Regions from separate parts of the Mus musculus genome. Here region 1 is linked to region 2. The links are chromatin loops, found by intact Hi-C in ENCODE. Cell type or tissue: left cerebral cortex. All regions are shown on one strand. Each heading gives the region's core, and the rest is flanking DNA. Links, peaks and the distances in the headings are about the cores only.

Region 1 (10,837 bases), core at 920-8,919, 190 kb before region 2:
ACAGCCATGGCTGCGTACAGCCGTGAGTGTGCTCAGGCTGCTGAAGACATTTCCTCTAGTGTCCTCTGCTGTGGGACAAAGAAGATCTGGTTGGACCCCGATGGGACCAATGAAATCGCCAATGCCAGCTCCCATCAGCAGATCAGGAAGCTGATCAAAGATAGGCTGATCACCAGGAAGCTTGTGACTGTCCATTCCCCGGCTCCTTGCCAGAAAAACACCTTGACCCAATGGAAGGGCAGGCATATGGGCATAAGGAAGACGAATGGTACTGCCAATGCTTGGATGCCCAAGAAAGTGACCTGGATGAGAAGGATGAGGATCCTGTGCTGGCTTCTCAGGAGATATCGGGAATCCAAGAAGATTGACCGCCATATGTATCATAGCCTGTGCCTGAAGGTCAAGGGGAATGCATTTAAAAACAAGCGGATTCTCATGGAGCACACCCACAAGCTGAAGGCAGACAAGGCCCACAAGAAGCAACTGGCTGACCAGGCTGAGGCTCGCAGGTCTAAGACCAAGGAAGCACGGAAGTGCCAGGAGGAGTGCCTCTAGGCCAAGAAGGAAGAGATCATCAAAACTCTGTCCAAGGAGGAGGAGACCAAGAAATAAAGCTTCCCTCGTGTCTGTACATAGTGGCCTGGCTGTGGCCTTACATGGATCAGTCATTAAAATAAAACAAGCCTATGTCTTTTGGGGAAAAAAAAGACACAGACATTCCCAACCATTCTCCAGATGGCTATTTCCAATTAGTTGCTCTTAGATCTACAATAAAAATCTTTCCTTATCTTCTCTTTCCAGGAGGACAACTAGTATATAAAGATCAGAAAAGTCAAGGCTCAGCTAATTCTCCAGCTTCTCTGGTTTCAGTGTGCCCATCCTTACCATGAAGGGTTCCGTTACGTAACCCTGGTTGCTCTCTACAAATCTATGGGGCAGCTCGGGAGACATTTCTATAGAGCACTATAAAGTTGTGATTTATGGTTTAGTGATGCATGAATTCTGTTGTATGATGTTGTATGATGTTGTATGATGCATGAGTTCTGTTGTATGAAAGCAGCCACAGATGGCTTCTAAATGAATGAGCACTGATGTGTTCTAATGAAATTGCATTTACAATAAGTGGTAGGCCATAGAAATCAATTCCTTTTTGAGAAGTTGGAGGTTTCCATTTATTTCTTAGCAAACCTAACAATAGGCTTCAGGCTATCCTTGGGTCTGCTTTCTTCAGTAAGTTATGTGACAGAAAATCTTGATAGGAAATAGTGCTATTCAAATAGGATGGTTGTCATTCCTCTTTTTAGTACATATAAACTATCCACTAACTAACCAACTAGTTAAATATTAAATTTCTTTCTAAGAACATGCATATGTGTGTGTGCACCTATATGCTGTGGTATGTATGTGTGTGTGCCTATATCCAGGTATGTACGTATATATACATACATGTGACTGTACTGGGATTTTTATGTGGGCACTGGGATCTTAGCTTAGATATTCAGACTCGAATGGCAGACATTTTATGGACTGTTGTCTCCCCACCAGACACTTGGTGCTGCTTTGTTTTCTCCGCTGCTTTGGGAGAGGTATTCCTACTTTGATCATGAGAACGGACTGAGACCTGTGGATGTGTCCTGAGGCAGCAATCCCACAGTAGCTGTGTAGAACAATTTTATTAGATATTCCAGAGAAGCCCCCAGAGCCTTGGGGCAGTGTGAAGTTGCAGTGCCAAACGCTCTGGAACAACTGTATAGGAAGGAAACCGGCCAGATATTGGCCATTCAACAACTTCTAACCTGGATCATAAATTTTTATTTTTGTTATGACACCCACAGACACCAGCTCGAAATCCTGTTCTAAATGAACACAGACTCACACCACAATTAGTAACCCCCACCTCCCATCACTGCCTCTGATTGGCACACATGAGGCATTCAGTGTCCCCAGCTGCCCCAAAGTTCCAAAGAGCTTCTTTTAATATTTTCCTCTGAACATTTTCATTTCTGATCCAGGTGCAACATCTACTTAGACTACTTAGAAACGTCTTGTTCCAAATCCGAGTGCAAAGGATATATCCAGTGCTGCAGAAGTAAAGCAGCAGAAGGAACTGTTTAGAGCGAAAGTTGAAAATTCTACTGGAAAGCAGGTGCTCATAGAGATGACACTACAGAACTGGAATCAGCCCTGAAGCTGAGTTGTACCAGGGCTCTGAAGTTCTCCAACCAGTCTAACGGAACCCAATGACAGAGAGGAAGATGAGCAGGCAAGGTTAGCCCTGAGCTTCATTCATATGTCAGTTCATTCATTCACACATTTGCCCTTTCATTTATGAAACTTTTAATACATCAATACAATAGAATACATAAAAGGCAGGTGGGAGAGAGAGAGAGAGAGAGAGAGAGAGAGAGAGATAGCTCGCTCAGTGGTTACAAGTGCTTGCTGTTCTTCTTTTTTTTTCCATTTTTATTAGGTATTTAGCTCATTTACATTTCCAATGCTATACCAAAAGTCCCCCATACCCACCCACCCCCACTCCCCTACCCACCCACTCCCCCTTTTTGGCCCTGGCGTTCCCCTGTACTGGGGCATATAAAGTTTGCGAGTCCAATGGGCCTCTCTTTCCAGTGATGGCCGACTAGGCCATCTTTTGATACATATGCAGCTAGAGTCAAGAGCTCCGGGGTACTGGTTAGTTCATAATGTTGTTCCACCTATACGGTTGCAGATCCCTTTAGCTCCTTGGGTACTTTCTCTAGCTCCTCCATTGGGAGCCCTGTGATCCATCCATTAGCTGACTGTGAGCATCCACTTCTGTGTTTGCTAGGCCCCGGCATAGTCTCACAAGAGACAGCTACATCTGGGTCCTTTCGATAAAATCTTGCTAGTGTATGCAATGGTGTCAGCGTTTGGAAGCTGATTATGGGGTGGATCCCTGGATATGGCAGTCTCTATATGGTCCATCCTTTCATCTCAGCTCCAAACTTTGTCTCTGTAACTCCTTCCATGGGTGTTTTGTTCCCAATTCTAAGGAGGGGCATAGTGTCCACACTTCAGTCTTCATTCTTCTTGAGTTTCATGTGTTTAGCAAATTGTATCTTATATCTTGGGTATCCTAGGTTTGGGGCTAATATCCACTTATCAGTGAGTACATATTGTGTGAGTTCCTTTGTGAATGTGTTACCTCACTCAGGATGATGCCCTCCAGGTCCATCCATTTGGCTAGGAATTTCATAAATTCATTCTTTTTAATAGCTGAGTAGTACTCCATTGTGTAGATGTACCACATTTTCTGTATCCATTCCTCTGTTGAGGGGCATCTGGGTTCTTTCCAGCTTCTGGCTATTATAAATAAGGCTGCTATGAACATAGTGGAGCATGTGTCCTTCTTACCAGTTGGGGCATCTTCTGGATATATGCCCAGGAGAGGTATTGCTGGATCCTCCGGTAGTACTATGTCCAATTTTCTGAGGAACCGCCAGACTGATTTCCAGAGTGGTTGTACAAGCCTGCAATCCCACCAACAATGGAGGAGTGTTCCTCTTTCTCCACATCCACGCCAGCATCTGCTGTCACCTGAATTTTTGATCTTAGCCATTCTGACTGGTGTGAGGTGGAATCTCAGGGTTGTTTTGATTTGCATTTCCCTGATGATTAAGGATGTTGAACATTTTTTCAGGTGCTTCTCTGCCATTCGGTATTCCTCAGGTGAGAATTCTTTGTTCAGTTCTGAGCCCCATTTTTTAATGGGGTTATTTGATTTTCTGAAGTCCACCTTCTTGAGTTCTTTATATATGTTGGATATTAGTCCCCTATCTCATTTAGGATAGGTAAAGATCCTTTCCCAATCTGTTGGTGGTCTTTTTGTCTTATTGACGGTGTCTTTTGCCTTGCAGAAACTTTGGAGTTTCATTAGGTCCCATTTGTCAATTCTCGATCTTACAGCACAAGCCATTGCTGTTCTGTTCAGGAATTTTTCCCCTGTGCCCATATTTTCAAGGCTTTTCCCCACTTTCTCCTCTATAAGTTTCAGTGTCTCTGGTTTTATGTGAAGCTCCTTGATCCACTTAGATTTGACCTTAGTACAAGGAGATAAGTATGGATCGATTCGCATTCTTCTACACGATAACAACCAGTTGTGCCAGCACCAATTGTTGAAAATGCTGTCTTTCTTCCACTGGATGCTTTTAGCTCCCTTGTCGAAGATCAAGTGACCATAGGTGTGTGGGTTCATTTCTGGGTCTTCAATTCTATTCCATTAGTCTACTTGTCTGTCTCTATACCAGTACCATGCAGTTTTTATCACAATTGCTCTGTAGTAAAGCTTTAGGTCAGGCATGGTGATTCCACCAGAGGTTCTTTTATCCTTGAGAAGACTTTTTGCAATCCTAGGTTTTTTTGTTATTCCAGATGAATTTGCAAATTGCTCCTTCTAATTCATTGAAGAATTGAGTTGGAATTTTGCTTGCTGTTCTTCTAGGGCACCTGGGTTTGGTCCCCAGCATGCGCATTGCACAGATACCTATGACGCCAGCTCCAGGGAATCTGCCACCCTCTTCTTGCCCTTGCCACACAGGACATACACTCACACAGTCACACACACATATACCAATAAAAAATAACAAAAATAAGTTTCTAGAGAAGGTCGCACAAAGGAACAGGACAGGGCAGGCCTCTGGTCCTTGGCCGGCCACTGTAGCAATACCAGGTACAGCTAAGGAGAGAGGATTGCTATTTACTGATGGCTGTTCAAGTCCCAGGACCTCCAACCCGTTTCACAACCTTTCATAAAGAAGCCAATAGACCTATGCTGATGCTATGAGGCATCTGCAGAGAAGGATCTGGGTTCAGGAGATTACTACTCAAAGTTAATAATCTGATTAGCATCATCAAAATCCAGGAAAGTTGCTCTACTCACTGCATTTGGGTGTTTGTTTGTTTTTATTTGCAAAACAGTTTCATTGAAGACAAGCCACCTCAGAAGTTCTGCACGTCTTAAAAGGGACACCCCAACTTTAAGAGGGAGTACACTAATCCCCACTCTACAGATGAACAAACTGAGCCTCAGGAAGGTAGAAGGACAGGTTGACATAGAGTACTGGGCACTCCAATTTCTTTTGGCTTACACAAGAATACATGCCCAGCAATATGTTGGCTTCTTTCATGTTTCATGTTGCCTGTGATACCGGAGATCAAATCCTGGCACGTGCTCTACCACTGAGCTGGATTTCCATCCTCTGCTGGTCTCCTTAAATGCTTGCTCTTGACAATGAACCCAACTCTGCACATGCACCATGTATCTTGTACCTCAGGTCCCCTCAGCACATACAACCATCCTTGGAAGCTGAAAAAATATTTGCCCTTCTTCCTTATAGTGATAGACAGATTTCTTCTGGGTAGGATGTAGCCTTAGATTGATAAGAATGAGTGTATATTTATCATGGTTCTGCCATTAGAAATCATGTGACCTTGGGAATGTTGTGTGTCCTCTCCATGCTTTTGGTCCCCTCATCTTAGTAGTCAGAGTAACTCCCCCTCAGTCTGCTTAGTGAATAAACAACAGGTAGAAAGTATTTAGCAGGCAGCAAACTTTGAGGAAATGGCGATTGAGTCCATTTGTGTTATTGTTATTTGTGTCTCTGGTCCTTGTCAGCTGCATTTCTGACAAGAGCCACCATGGGGCGGCAAAGGATCAGACAGAAAGGCTTCAGATGGGACAGTATTTCTCCTTGCTGTGACTGTGGGGCCTCAATCTATCTGTGGGCACCATCCTGACCACCATTGACAAGTTCTTCAGCCTTCTCTGAAGTCAAGTTCCTTTGCTCTGCTGGACTTTAATTAGTGGCAGTGGCCAGCAGGTGGACCCTGCTTCCCAGACAACTAACAACGATCTAAAGAACAGATAAAAAGGGCAATGTAACTGAAGCTCCCCAAAATAGCCTGGCATGATTGAGAAGGTCAGCCTCAACCACTGCATTATACCCAAAAATATAAAGAGAAATCCAATCATTACCTTTTTAAGTCCTGACAAGAAAAAGCCAGGGAGCACTCGCTGCCATGGAAACGGGTTCTGTTTACTGCGCTGGTCTTTTCCACTGAGGAAGGGAAAGATCTGCTTCAGAACTGAGCCAAGGGCAAACCTTTCATATCGACAGCTCATTAGAGTTCAAAATGTGCATGAGCATGGAAGCTCTTTGCCTAATTAGAGAAATCATCTGCCTACTCGTAGAGGTCAAGCAAGCTTCTGTTCTAACTCAGCCCTCTAGCAAAAACGACTACTTCCTTAGGCTCTGCTTCCAAAGCAATGCAGACTTGAGCACTGTGTGTGTCACTGCACACGGAAGTGCCTAAGCCATAGCTGCAAGCTACCTGAGCCCGCCATGTCTCTATCTGGATCCTGAGTGTCTCCTCATCAGTGGAGAGTGAACTCATCATGTACAGCCATTTACATGCAAACCCAAGATCTGACGGATGGAAGTTATACCCATCCATCTCTACCACTCTAGTGTATGACCATGGAAAGCTTCCAGACCTCTCCAAGCCTTTGTTTTCTCATCTGTCAAGTGGACATCTGTCTATTGCCCACAGGCACTAAAAGGAAAGAAGCAACAATCTCTACTGGACAAGAGAAGTAAGGGTAGCTTGGGTTCAAAATTAGCTTTTGCAGTTCTGTTATTGACAGGGATTCAACGCACCCCTGAGTCTTCTGAGTCTTGAAGTTCTTAGCTGCAGCACTGGGAAAAAGTGTTTTTGCCAGTGTGGTAGGAGGATTAAGGTAAATACCATGTGTCCCAAGCTACAATGCTGCCACACAGTAGTTCTCACAGCTGAGCAAATAGTTTCTCAGGCTACCCTACTCTAGAGTGGGAACTCACTGGATGCGAGCTCATTTCCCCCACCTTAACTGTTGGACCTTAGGCCAAAGTTATAATTTCTCTGTTCAATTCTGAGGAAATCTCTATGCCCAGGATTCTCTGAGGACCCTGTATTGGCATTTCCTCAGAGATATGTTTCGGGGAACGTTAATTTGCAGGTCCCCCAGCTCTACTGGGAGAAGGGAGGCCACAGTTACGTAAGGTTTGGAAACCCTGTCCTACTGCCTTCCTGGCTCCAACTGTGTTAATAAGTTTGCAGAAGCACATTGCTTCCCTAGGCTTCTGGATGCTTCACTTTTCTCATGCCCATGGGTGGGATTTTCATAGAAGGTTGGGAGAGGGGGGAAGCAATTTCACTACTCAGATACATCTTCTAAAAAATGATTTATTTTTATGTTTGTGTATGTGTGTATGAGAGAGACAGAGAGATAGAGAGACAGAGAAACACACCGACAGAGACGGACAAAAAGGGACAGAGAAAGCAAGACACAGAGAGAAAGCCACAAAGTCATATATGTGCAAATGCTTGTGGCAGCAAAAGGCACCAAATACCCTGGGGTTACAAGAGTCTGTGAGATGCCCAGCATGGGTGCTGGGAACCAGGTTCAGATCCACTGGGGCTATTTCTTCAGACCCAATGTGTCAATGTCTCAAAAAAGGGAGGGGGGCCTGATTGACCTCCAGAGGAATGAAGATGTCAGTCATGGAGCTACCTTGGCTGGGAACTTCCTCTGTAGCCTCAGGGGCCCCTGGGAGGACTAGCTGTGAACATTTTCCCCATGGGCGGCATCCTTGGCTTTAGTTTCTTTGGGCAGCCTTCAGTCAGGCAAGAGATGATGTGATTCAAATGTGCAGGACATGTAAGTGGGGAAAGGCAGAGGACTTCATGCCTTATGTAAATAACTGCTGTGCATTGTGGGAAGACATCCGTGCTTCTCAGTCTCAGAATAAATTGAGACGACTTCAGCCTCAGGAAACAAAGGGAAATGACCATGAGTTAAGACTAGAGAGAGGTTTAGTGATTTCTTTCTATCTTTGAGACAAGGTCTCATGTATCCTGTGCAACCTCAGTCACTATGTTGCTAAGGATGACCTTGAATATCTGACCTTTCTGCCTCTACAAGCATGAAGTTCCTGTGCTGCTAGGAGTAGAACCAGAGCTTTGTACTTGCTTGACAAGTACTCTACCAATTAAGCTATATCCCTAACTACAACCACAGGCTGGGGTGGCTTCATCAGGCTTAATGTTCTACTCCCAGTATGATTTGCTGGGAGCTTTGCTGAGAAGACATGACTTGTTCCTCACTTAGCATACTGTCTTTGTACACAGTGCCTGCATGCTAGAAGCAGTCTTTTCTGGCAGATAAACCTTATCCTTTATCCCATGTAGCCACCATGTCCTTGCGTATTACTTTACACACTGTGAACTTTCTTACACACTTGGGATCATTTGAAGCTCATCTACTGTTAAGCTCAAGAGATCAGCGATGGGTATGGTTCTGCTTGTCAGTGTGCCTGTGCCTTTACTAGGTAGGGAATAGACTGGTTGCTGTGTCCCTGGAGGGTGGAGAGAACCCCTGACCTGCCAATAACAGTTAGCCAATTGTGACCTAGACAGAGCAAGTATCTTGCCCATAGCCACCCATAAGCGCTAAGGAAGTTGTCTGTTAATTTCTTGTTTGTCATGTTTTGCTACTCAATGACTTGTGTTCCAGAAAGTGCTACCAGCTGAAACAAGTGAAGGATGTTCTTTGATGGCCTACAGTGTAACCCCAGGTCTGAGAACACATCCTCAATGCTGGGCTTTGAGGGCTGGACGAAGAACCCTTACAAAGCAGCTGGTGTGCAGGTGCCTGCTAGCCTGGGTGTCACTCTGCTCACTTGGCTCCTTTTCTACTTTATAGTATGGCTGCTGGGGTCCCAGGGACTCTTGCCTGAGAATGAGGCTGCTGAGTTCAGCAGTGGACAGAGGCAAGGAGGCGCTGCCCTTCAAACCACTGCTCTCGCTGGGCTGGACCCTCCTCTCCTCCATGTCTCTCATCCTCCTTCAGAGACAAGCTTCCTACTTGCCTTCTGCCTACTGGGCCCAGTGTGTCCTGGTTAAGTTACAGCTGTGACCCAGCTCTGAACCAGCAGATGCTGGCACTCCAAGAACATACTGTGGTTTGAGCTATAGCTGTAGTGTAAAACTATGTCCTTCCAATTCCTTTCTGCACATGGCCTGTTTGTCTCCCTTGATGGTGAGGCTGGAGAATGTGGTCAGCTGGCACCCCTGCTCCATTGTCCAGATTTATATTCTCCTCGTCCTTCTTCGGTTGAATGACCTTGGATAAGACGTTGGCCTCTCTGAGTTTTAGCTTTTATTTGTTTTAACTTTTTTAGCTCTAAAATGGAAATAAAGATGATAATAGCTACCTTTGGAAGATCAGAGGTTAAATTATGTGGCAAATATAAGGTGAAGCTTGGCAAATGGTCACTTTCTCTGACTGAATCTCAGCAGCCAGGACTTGGCATCACCCAGTCAGCTTCTCCCGTACAAAATTCTCATCCTAGGGCTTAGGGGTCCTGAGGTCTTGGGGAAATGGCTCAGTGAGTAAGAGTACTTGATATCCAAGCTTGAGAATCTGAGATCAAACACCTAGAACCCCATGTAAAGAGCTGGGCATGGTTGCCCACGCCTGCAATCCTGGGTAAGTATTAGCTTACAGACACCCATAAGGCTTGGGTGACAGAGATATGTGGATCCTGGCAGCTTGTTGGCCAGGCAGGCTTTCTGAAATGGAGACCCTCTCTACAGAGAATAAGGCAGAAGATGATTGAGGTAGATAACTAGCATCCTTGTTTGTCTTCCACAGTCTCTCTCACACACACACACACACACACACACACACACACACACACACACACACACACACGCACATGCACACACACATACACACACACCTTCTGCACGCATTCCCATTTAAACAATATTTAATGTGACAGACAGATCAGGATATTGCCTTTTAGGTAAGAAGCCAACCTGCAGATTGTTAGGTAGTTGTCTATAGTCTCAGAGAGCACTGAGAACCTCAGAAAACACAGCACAGATGCTAAGCCAGAGACCCGAGGTGAGATCACATTGCAACACTGCAGTCCTGTGTGATCAGGGCCAGGACACTTAACCGTTCTGAGTTTCTGTGGCTGCAGCTGCAAAGTAACAAGATCTGAGGACAAGTACAAGAACAGCGGTGTTAACTGCTTCCACACAGTGGGGCTGCCTACTTCTACATGGTGGAGTTGCCCACTATCACATAGTAGGGCTGTCCACTCTGGGTATACATTTCCCAACTGCTGTAACTGGAGAAGAATCTTGACTCCCAGTCAAGATATGAAAAAAGGCCTCCACTCTTCTTAGGAAAATCATGGGTCAGGATATCTCCTGAACATTAACTTACACCCAGTTTCATAAAAATTACCCAAGGAGGAATCAGTAGGCAGGAGCCTTGAAACCACACCAAGGAGGGATCAAAAGGCAGGAGCCTTGAAACCACACCAAGGAGGGATCAGCAGCCAGGAGCCTTGAAACCACACCACTCCTGTCTTTCTTTACCACATCTTATTTCCCTTTAGGGAGAAGACCTTGGGAGGTCAAATTTTCCATTAAAAGCCACAGTTCTCTTTGGTTGCAAAACACAGAGTTTAGCTCCTGGCTATTGCCAGCCAATGAGAATACTGCCTGCCTTCCTTTGAGTCATCAGATATGGATTTTGCTGGCTTCTTGTCAATTTGTTAAACATAATGTAAAAACTCCAAAATGCGATTCTCTGAGAGGGCAGGGCTTAGCAGCATTATATTGGGGGCATTTCTGCTTTTATTTTCTGCTTTCTAGAAGCACCTCATTCACCTGATGCCTGGGAGCTCTCTCCTTTTCTTGCATTTCAAGCTTCTGTCTCATTAAGTTTCCCTGGTCATCTTCTTCAAGA
Region 2 (10,837 bases), core at 1,504-9,503:
CTGTTTTCCTTTTGCCTTCTGAAGTGGCACAGTCAATTGCCTGAGCCACTCTCTGCTTTTGCCAAAACCCCATTGTCTTTTTGGAAGTGTTACACCCCCTGGGTGGGTTTGCAACTTAGCATGTGCTCCTGGGACATCTTTAAAAAGTGCATCCTTTTCATAGGCTGCTGGACGATGGCTCAGTGGGTATGAGTGTTTACTCTGTAAACATGAGAACCCATGTAAAAAGCCAGGGGAATTATTGGTGCCAGCAGCATGGTGGGGAGTGGAGACAGATAAATCTCTACCCCACAACTCCCAGTAGCCATCCTAGTTGAAGCAGTGGGCATCCACTTTAGTGAGAGACACTATCTCAAGGACATGAGGTAGAAATAATGTCCTTCTACAGCCTCTGAATGTGCATATCTAGGCTTCTGGGTATAAATACCCACAAACTTATGTGTATTCCACACTAGAAGCACTGCAGGTGCACATGTGCACGAGCGCCGAGCGCGCACAAACACACACACACACACACACACACACACACACACACAATCATTTTACTCCCTGTTCTAGTTTGCTTTCTGTTGCCATGATGAAACAGTCTCCTCAAAAGCAACCATGGGAGGAAAAGGCTAACATTAGCTTATAGCTCACAACCAAGGGAAGACAAGGCAGGAACCCGGAGGTGGAAACTGGAACAGACAACAGAGCAGTGATCTTACTAAGGCTTGCTCCCTAGCTTATGCTCAGCTACTTTTCCTATACAGTCAGAACCATAGTGGGTTGGGCTCTCCTGTATCAATTGGCAGTCAAGATAATGTCACACAGAGATGCACAAAGAGAACAACGGAAGTCCCCCCTTCCCATTTGACTCTAGACAATGAAAGCTAACCAGTATACAGCCATCTCTCAATTTCAGGATTACAGTTGGCAGATTCATATATCTGTGGACTTTATCATTAAAATAAATTTTCAGACCTTTCTTACAGCTGTTAAAAAGAAAATGATAAAACTGAAAACACTATTTTTTCCTTTGATCAAGAGAGATATTAGAAAAGGCCATACCCAGAAATAATTAAATCACTTTATAGATATTTCATACCAATAACATTCTTATTACTATACTAATGTGCAAGAGTCCTATAGTTATTACTTATTCAAATTCAACCAAATCTGGGAGAGACAGCTTACTTATGTTAAAAGAACAGAGAAAATAATGCTGAAGTCTTCTAAATGTAGAGAAAAGAGGTATATTTACGTATGCAAAACATACAGAATTGTGCTTGCTTTAGCAGCACATATGCTAAAACATGCAGAATTTACAGATCCCAAAACTTTCGCAACCTCTAAACAGTCCTATAGTGTTGTTTCCTCTTCCTGTTTCCAGAGGTGGCAAGTTGGACACATCCCATCACAGAATCTATATCCTATCCAGACACACTCGCTTGCAAGCTTCCTGTCTGGCCATTTAAACATACATAATGATGATTCATGTTCAACTAGATTCAGCTGTTGTAAGAAATTCATAATTGTCATATGGTTTTAAAAGACTTTTCTTCACAAAGGACCCACATAGTTGTCAGCTCTCAGTATAAACAAAGCAAGTGTGGAGGTAACTGATAGTGTGTTTCTCTGATAATTATCTTGAAATCCTTTAGTAACTGGTTAACCCTTTCATAAAAGTAAAGAAATTGTGTGTCCCAGGCTACAATCCAGAATCCTTAACTGCGGACTGTCACTGTGAACTTTCAACATTTTCTAAGAACCTACTCTGTTCTATTGTTTGGTGGGTGAAGGACTGAGAAAAAGTGAAATGGCTTTGCCTGGGAAGGAGAGTGGCATACAAAAACTGATGTAAGTACTGTGCACAGGAGGTAGAATGGACTCAGATCGCAGAGCTGTGTGCGAACTGGCCCAGTGTAAGGGCTTGGGAAGGTTTCCTAAAGGAGCTGACACTAGAGTAAATTAAAAGAGAGATAAGAGTGAATCAGAGAAGAAAGAGGGAAGAGACAATCTATAGTAAGCAGCAGTTCCAGCAAAGGTTACAACAGTAAGAAACAGGGTGGTGACCTTGGGGGAACATATATGCATGAATGCTATTATGACTGCTACTGTGAAAAGTTCTCCAATATGGACCCTCTGTAAAAAAAAAAAAAACTTGTTAAGCAATATGAACTAATCAGTACCCCCAGAGCTCGTGTCTCTAGCTGCATATGTAGCAGAAGATGGCCTAGTCGGCCATCAATGGGAAGAGAGGCCCCTTGGTCTAGCAAACTTTATATGCCCCAGTACAGGGGAATGCCAGGGCCAAGAGGTGGGAGTTGGTGGGTAAGGGAGCAGGGCGGTGGGGGGGGGGGGAGGGTATAGGGGACTTTTGGGATAACATTTGAAATGTAAATAAAGAAAATATCTAATAAAAAATTGAAAAAAAAAACACAAAAAAACTTGTTAAGCATTTAACATGCTTCTCTTTTACAGTTCTTGATGATGTTTCTCCATTTCACAAAACAAGAAGGGGATGGGGAATCTACCTGTTAGAATTTGAATGTGAAGGATCTTTCTCAGGTTCATATGTTGGAAATGTAGTTTCCTGAATGATGATGCTATTTCAGTGGGCTCTGGATCCTTTAGGATGATGTTGGGCTATAGGGAGCCTTATGGGTCATAATCCTGGCCTGGTTCTGGCCAAGTCTTGGCTCTTGACTGGCCAAGATGCCAGCAAGTGGTCTCATGCTCCCACTGCCAAAGACTCAAGCCACCACGGACTCTACTATGACTATCCTGTACCACTGAACAGCACACAAACTTGAAGTGTACCTTCTCTGTCATTCCTCAATCAAATAGAAGATATTTATTTGGTCACAGTGTCATGAAAAGTAACTTAGGTCATATAGCTACCAGCTCACAAGGCTGAGCAGAAATTTAAACAGTGAAATAAAAGTATGTGGAGGTGAGGTACTTCACTATTGGGTCTGTTGTATGATGACTGTTCTTGTAAGTCGTGTGTGTGTGTGTGTGTGTGTGTGTGTGTGTGTGTGTGTGTAAAACTATAAGTCATACAAGGATGAGAATCTATACTTTATACAAACCTAATGCACTTCTCATTAGTACTGGCAACACTTTCATCCTACAAAGTTAAACCAACATTTGTAAAAGAGCTATTGTATCAAGGTGAAAATATCCAGGTTCGAAGAAACAAAGTATCCTGTTCTGTGACGGAGAGCAGAAGGTGGGAGAAGAAAGATGACAAGAAGAAGAAGAGGAAGAGGAAGAAAAGAAGAAGAAGAAGAAGAAGAAGAAGAAGAAGAAGAAGAAGAAGAAGAAGAAGAAGAAGAAGAAGAAGAAGAAGAAGAAGAAGAAGAAGAAGAAGAAGAAGAAGAAACTCTTAAGAGTCCCACCATAAACCACCTGGGTAGCTCAAGGCTCTATCAGAGTCCTCTGTTAAGCATTTAGCAAGTCTTTCCATTAATGTGTGTGTGGTGTTAGTCATGAAAAAATTGCATGTTCAAAGACATTTTTAAAAGCTGGATAAACTGATCTTTTGTTGAATAAAATTATTGAAGCATCTGAGCAAAAAGGAAGACAGAGATCTATTGCTTGCTTGGCTCCATCTAGTCTGTAGAAGATGCTGTACTGACAACCACCTGATTTTCTAGATCTGCTTATGTTGCTGATGCTAGAAACTAGAAATACATTCCACTAATATGACAGTACTTCACATATATTAGTTCTCACCAGCCTTTCAGATAAAAATAACATAATGTCATATATGTATGTATATATGTATGTATATGAACACATGTATGAATACATGTTTGTGTGTATGTATAAACATTGCCAATGCAAGAACCAATGCTTATTTTACACTTACCAACTGTCAGATGGCTGTTCTAAGAGCTTCACTACTTTTTCACTACTTTTCTTACTTTTCATAATAACCCGAAGATGACAGGACAACTGCTGCCCTCTATTTTGCTGATATATACACTGAATCTCTGATAGAGTAAATAAATTGCACAAGATCACAGAGTCTATAACTAGCTGAAACAAGCAGGAAATAATCCCAAACATCAAAGTCTAAGCTCTTAGCTGCTGTCTTTACTGTTCATCAAGACTCAAATAGTAATGACCAGACTCTAATCACCAACTGTCTCCCTCCTTTGTTATCTGATAAGAACAGAAAAGTAATTCTATTATAGGCTTGGATTGACCAATAAAAATTTAATGAGGTAGTGCTGACCATCAAGCCTCTAATTCTGCAGAAATGATGAATCTCATTCTAACAAGAAAACAAGAACTGTAGCCAGAAACAGGGAACACAGTGTTCCAAATGTCAGATTCTCTCCCAGGAATGCTTCCCAGGGGCTAGGGTCAGACAGTCAGGATCTGGTAAGGAACATAAAGAAGAAAAGGATTTGGCAAGGCCCACAGTGCTGCTATTATACCATTTAGACATATATCATTTCCTTCTTGGAACAAATACAATTAGGTTAAAAGTGATGTGCATTCTATTGTTTAAGCAATGGCAGTTGAGTCTTCTTTTTATTGATTTTTACAAATACGCAAAAACTCTGTCCTAATATTTCCATGAAATTAACCAGATGAAAAGTTAGAAATTGAAATTTTTGATCATAAAAAAGCTTGAGCAGAGAACTAATTTAAAAACAGGGCACATGCTTCATAGACAAAATAACTTTGTAGTTTGGCTCCAAGTTACAAGTTAAAGCTTACAATCTCCTGTGTAGTCTGTCTTCTTCAAACATCATCTGAAAATAGGTATAGTTGGATAAATTGATTCATCTCCAGTCATTGTGCATTGTTTGGAAAGTGCCTTATTTTATACTGTGGAAACATTCCACCTCCAAGCTTAAAGGATTTTATGTGTTGGTAATGAACAATCCCGGCATAAATTCAGTCTGGGCACATATGATTACACCACCCCTTTCCTCTTTAGCATTCGTAACCAACATCTTCTCTAGTAATCTCTTTCCTACTCTCAATTATTTGATTTCTGTGACTGCTATCTTCCAAACCAAATCATAAATTCTTCCAGTTCAAGAACAGGATGGTACCTGTGTCTTTTGGTTTGGCCACCCAGCCTGACTCGGTGCTTACTGTAGTGAGCATCTGTTTGCTTGTTTGGAGTTAGTTCTAAGGGAGAACTCTCCTCATAACTCCCCTTCAGTTTTATAGCTTCTTGGCCCCAAGTCAATTACTCTCATGTGTCAATGTGATAGCCTATGGTTCTGCACTTATTTGCTTTTTCAGAGAAAAGATCTCTGAGTCGTTTGACTTTCATTACTTTATAGAATATGATTCTTCAGGAATGAAAGATTTAATTTCCTTCATTCTTGAGTCCAGCTGCAGGAAAGCAGAAGGCTATTCCAGATGTGTAATGAGGCAAGATGGTCCCATTATTTTTCTATTCTGCATCTTCAGAATGTAGTTTATGCCAGGACACTGTATAATAAATTGTTCCTTATCACTACAGCAGACAGACTTGGGAGCAGGGGGCAAAAGGCAGATTATTCTCTTGATAAAGAAAGACATAATTCTGTTGGAAGGAAATCAGGCAGCAGTCACTTATTGTCTTGATGCATTAGAATAGTTTATATTTTAAAATGCAGATAATATGCATTGGCAGAGCAAAGATTAAGATTTTTGAATAGTAGAGCAGCCTAGGTGCCTAACGCTAGGAATGGAGCACCCATATGACTGATGAGCATACAGAGTTAACAGGGACTTGATCTTGAGTTTCATGAAAGCTATAGCTTCTAAAATATGATCAATCAAGGAAAACAAGTAAATGGTAAAGGTGGAATCTGTAGCAAACAGTGCCTCAATGGTAGCCATAGTTTCATGGAAAGATACAAGCTGAATCATATAGAAAAGAATAGTTTGAATTTAAGTTACATTTCATCCAGGAATAAAGTTCTCTTGAATGAAATAGTTGTGCTGAAGTAGACATAGTTTTGGGCCAGTTCTTTTCCACCATTATGTGAGCATCCACACAAGAACACATACATACATTTAGGAAGCACACAAATATCTACATGAGAGAATCTATGATCCAGGAATTATGATTAATGGCTACCTAACTAAAAGTCCTCCTGTCAATCTAAATATTACACATGATTGTTTACAGCCTAGTTTCACATTCCCTGTGCAGCGTCTATAAGTAGCTGGTTCACATGAGGTAGCCACCCATCACCATTCCTATGTAACTTAGAAACAGATGGTGTAGCTCTGCCATGCCAACTCTAGGTATTTGCTTTAGCATTCTGGGGAGGAAACAGAAAAAGCAGAGAGCTATTGCCATGTGAGTTGCTGAACTGGTATTGGAAGAGTCTCATTGGGAGAGATTTTGTTTGGGTCATAAATGACCCAGTACCACCATGTCTCATTTAGACTCAGTAGAGAAGACAAAAAATATTTATAAATGGTAAAACACATTTTGTAAAATGTCTGTTACAGTCTTTTCTTTACATTGAAGAGATTGGCTGTATGCCAAGAATTTTTTTCTTTCCAATAAAATAGTGTTAACTATCAGCATTATCCAAAAAAACATCATCTTCTTCCTCCGCCTCCCCTCACTGTTCTCCTGAACAAATGTATTTTTCCTTTCAGTTTGAACAATGTTTAAAAAAGGGAGTGGGGTGGGGGGAACAGAAAGAGAAGGGTGCCCAGCAGATTCACCAGCTATTGTGCCTGGCTTTTACTTTCTGTTCTTTATGTCCATGTTGACTATCTGATGGGTGCCCAGGTGAAAAGGAATAGGCCTCTTTCTTGAGGAAAGGATAACTATCACTTTGTACAGAAGGATGCATGACATGTTATCAGTGTGCTAGCCTACTGTTTGTATACTCTAGACTATTTATGGCCAGTGTCTCCTATTCAGAATTCAGGACTTAGTATCAGACCACCCGTTGGCTCAATGCCTACTCTTTTGTCTGCCTTCATTTTACTTCAGGCAAACTATTACAACCTCTTTGAGTTTCAGAGTGATCTTGGCAATTATGTCAGGGTTCTTAGAAGAATTCAAAATGATCTTAGGGGCTGAGGATGCCCGGTCAAGCACTGGATCCACTTGCTTTTCATATCTAAGACTCTGGGTTTGAGTCCTGGTACCACCAAAACGAAAGCAGATATGATGTAAGAACAGAAAACGAATTCAGACAAAAACTAGAGACTTTACTGGCAATGTATTACTTCAGCTATTCCTGACTTGTATAATTCTGCTGAGTAATTAACATCATAGGAAATTTACTTCTGCATGTGGGAACTGTGTATTATAGTTCCTGGGGTTTTGTTGTTGTTGTTTTGTTTGTTTGTTTGTTTGTTTTAGTTAACCTGTCCAAATAATAAAGCAAGGACTTTGATAAAATGGTCCAAATGGAGTGCTTTGCACATTGTACATACCTGAAGTAGAAAACTGGCTTCATAAGGTGCACTGTACTCTGGAGTACACCCCTTCGCTGTCTCATGGTTTGTTTGCATAGGCAGGTCTCTCTCTCTCTCTCTCTTTGCCTTCTGCATCTTTCTAACCTTTTCTCTACATCAATTTTCATCTGTCTTTTTTAATACACTTGTTTCCAATCTGTCCAAAGCTCACTCTTAGGTCACAAGGAACATATAGTGCTCCAGACTGATATTAGCTTACCAATTTTATTTATTGGCTTTAAATCTTACCATAATGAGTATGCAAACCTTTCCATTACTTTCAGAGTTTCAAAAGTTTGAATTTTAAGAGAAACAATGTTATCTCCTCCAGAATGCATCAAACAGTAAAAGTCAGAGCAACAAGGAAACTTTATTTTCATATATATATATATATATATATATATATATATATATATATATATATATATATATTCTTCTCACTGTAGCCACTAGGCCTGGGGTTGTTTTGCTGGGATGTATATTTAGCAATAGTTTTTACAGTGTCTAAAAATAGATTGACAGAAAGCCAGTTATCAGTCTGTGCTGGAGTCTCTCTGGTGTTGAAAGGTCACATGTAAAAACAGGCTTTCTCTTCAAATAAGAGTTCTGGATGGGGTGAGGTACTATATGCAGTCAGATCGGAGGGACATGGTCTCACAGTGGTCTTTCAACTTAACAGAACTGGATTCTTACAGTATTTTCTTGTTTCTTTCTCCCACCACTGGACCTACTCATCTATTTAAAGGACAAAGCTACAAAGCCTTTGACTGACTAATGGAAAGCCTTGCTTCATTCTGATTAAAGTCAGTTTTCATAGCAAAAGTCTAGGACATCTTTGACTAATTTAATCCTTGATGAGATTTTGAAGGTAAAATTTACCATAGTATAAAGACAAGTAATACAATTCCAAGCTGAAATTTAGATCAGCTGACTATGTAGAGCCACAATTAACCTAAAATTTTTTATCAAAATTTGACAATCTCTAATATTTCTGCCCTACCACAGTTGGAAAGCAAAAGTAAAGGGGTATTGCAGGGATGGGGGTGGAGGGTGGTGAGTATGGCCCACCTTTTATCTCTCACTCAGGAAATGAGTCTTTTTGACTTAATAAAACTGGCATCCATGCAGTAGTAGGTAAAATAAACTGACAGGGTTGGGTGGTGTGTATACACATATAAGCAAAACAAACAGAGCAATCTGTTCTACCTCGATATAAGGATGCAAGGTAAATATGGAAAGATCCAACATCTTACTTGAGCAACATAAAATTTAGATTTAAATGGCAGCAACGATTCTTAAACTACTATTTTAAGAAATAGTCTCACAACCTTGATGGGCTACAGCTAGAACCTCCCATGACTCCCGGGTTCAACTGACCTCATGCAAGCTTAAATGCTTCATTTGTTCCCAGAGACTAAACCGAGTGCACTCACTCCCACTGAGCTCCTGACCCCTTTCTGGCTGATCCTCCTCACTGGCCCTCAGCCCCTGGTGACCTCACCTCCCTTTTGTCCTTTCTCGGGTTGGAGATAGTAATGCCCCACCCCCCACCCCCCCATCAAAAGTAGCTCAAAGCCAGCATGGCCTTGCCTCTGCCTCAGACACAAAAAGCTTTTTATGACTATAACTGAGAAGCTGTTTGCAGCTGCACTTTTATCAATCCAGTAACAAGAGGACTTGGAGAGCCTCAGCGAAGCCAGAAGGTGGCGGCGAAGTCACCTTGGGAGGAGAAGATGGTCAAAGGAGGGTATGAGAGAAGTGCTAACCCCAGGCACAGGGACCCACTAGGCGCGCCCCTGCTCTGGGATCCATGAAGAAGGGGAAAAGGATTGGAGGGACTACTGGCAAGAGGAAAACGCTGCTGCAGGACGACCCCTAGGTTACCCTAGGTGGCGATCAGCTGACCAGGTTGGGAGGGGGCGCCCTTGGCTAAGTCACTGGAAAACTCGCTTCCTGGGCTGGCTTTTTTTTTTTTCTCCCCTGCGTGCCCCTGCGGCTGCCCGCTGCCCCAAGAGTCCAGCGATGCTAGAGCTCCACACCCGCGCCCTGACCTGCCAGGAGCCTGCGCCCGCCTAGTGCACGCCCCGGAGGGCGGGCCAGAGCGCAACGCAGCCGCCGCCACTCGGGAGCGCAGGGAGCTCCGAAAGAGACAAGGCCTCTGTGAGAGCTGCCAGCTGCAAGTCACTTCCCGCGCCACTTAGGTCACAGAGCGAGCGGGACTTTCCCGCCTGGCTCCCCCCACAGGGAGGCCCGTGCGCGCAGCCCTGTGCCGTAGGCCCCTGTCACATCCCAGGGACATCTCCCGAGTCAAGCTGGGCGGTGGCAAGACGGGGCCCCTAATCCCAGGGCGCGGTCTTCACCTTCCCCAGCTCCTCCTAGCCAGCTGCGCCGCGGGTTCCTATTGTTCGCCCCGCCCGCTTGCCGGGCGACAATAAGGCGCCGCTCCCCGGCCTCGCGGCGCACCTACCTTCTGCTGCCGCCGAGCCATGTCGGTGGGCTGCTTGGCGTTGAAGGGGTAGGCGATGCAGCGCATCACGAACACGTACAGCTGCAGCCTCTTCTTCCTCTCTTCCTCCTCCTTCTGCAGCCTCTCCAACTCTTCCTTCTCCTTCTCGCTCACCACCGACGGGCTAGGGCTGGAAGGCCGGCCGCCGCCGGCGCGGCTGCTGGGCTGCAGCCCCCCGGCCCCGCCGCCGCTGCTCGCGCCGCTACCCCCACCGCCGCCGGCGCCCACCCCGGCCCCGGCGCCACTGCCCCCCATCCCGGCGCTGCCTGCCGAGCCCTCGCTGGTGCGGCTGGGAGACAGGCGCGCTCCAGACGCGGCCGAGCCCAGCACATCCTTGCCCCTCTCCTCTTCCAGGATCTCATCTGACTCCTCTTCGCTGGACGAAGGGTCCAGCATGGTAGCGCCTGGGAGAGGGGGGTCCCCGGAGCCCCCGCCTTGGGGTGCAAAAGGTGGGGGGCGCTGGAGGCAGCCAAGGGTCGGCTGTCCGGGTAGGCGCTTCTTCCTAGGTCAGGGAGAGCGAGCGCTGCTGCTCAGCTTCGGCCGCCGCGACTGCTTCCTCCGCCCGGCGAGCGCGAGCTGAGCGCAGACCCAGGAGCGCGAGGGGAGGAGGAGAAGGGAGAGGTGCGTGTGTGCACCCGAGGTGGGCAAGGGCGAGAATCAATTGCGAGCCCGGAGCCCGCAGCCGGATGCCATCTGCAGCCGCTGAAGAAGGCGCCTCCAGAAAAGATGCCGAGTGTTGCAAGCTGTCGATGCAGCCAAGAGCAGGAGAGGCATCTTGCCGATTGGGGAGCGAGCGGCGCTTACGTGTTTATTGGCTTAACTCTCCAGTGTCCGCGGCGGAGAGGGCGACTGCAAAGGCCTAGAGGGGGGAAGTGCGGTGCGCCCCAAAAGAGCTTCACTACTTTT

Evidence for each region. Peaks named below come from ENCODE experiments on the same cell type or tissue, not always from the same donor. Only the 100,000 strongest peaks of a DNase experiment are listed, where the experiment ranks them.
Region 1: a loop joins it to region 2, with 4 times the contacts of the local background. A loop is called at or near these places in 5 of 42 quality-filtered maps.

The regions. Positions count from the first base shown.
Region 1 is chr14:12,618,633-12,629,469 of GRCm38, forward strand. The region is part of intron 3 of Cadps (Ca2+-dependent secretion activator); the gene reads right to left. It also overlaps the pseudogene Gm17805. Among named protein-coding and RNA genes, the nearest start is that of Cadps, 200 kb to the right of the region's middle. In left cerebral cortex, for the core only: CTCF peaks have their summits at 5,675 and 5,875 (motif pointing right); DNase peaks (open chromatin) are centred at 5,734, 6,080 and 6,745.
Region 2 is chr14:12,812,412-12,823,248 of GRCm38, forward strand. Cadps (Ca2+-dependent secretion activator) reads right to left here and starts at 10,668. Exons shown (of 31, transcript NM_001042617.1): 1 at 9,893-10,668. The coding sequence starts at 10,327. In left cerebral cortex, for the core only: CTCF peaks have their summits at 9,128 (motif pointing right) and 9,393; DNase peaks (open chromatin) are centred at 6,229 and 9,140; H3K4me3 peaks cover 1,481 bases; H3K27ac peaks cover 1,126 bases.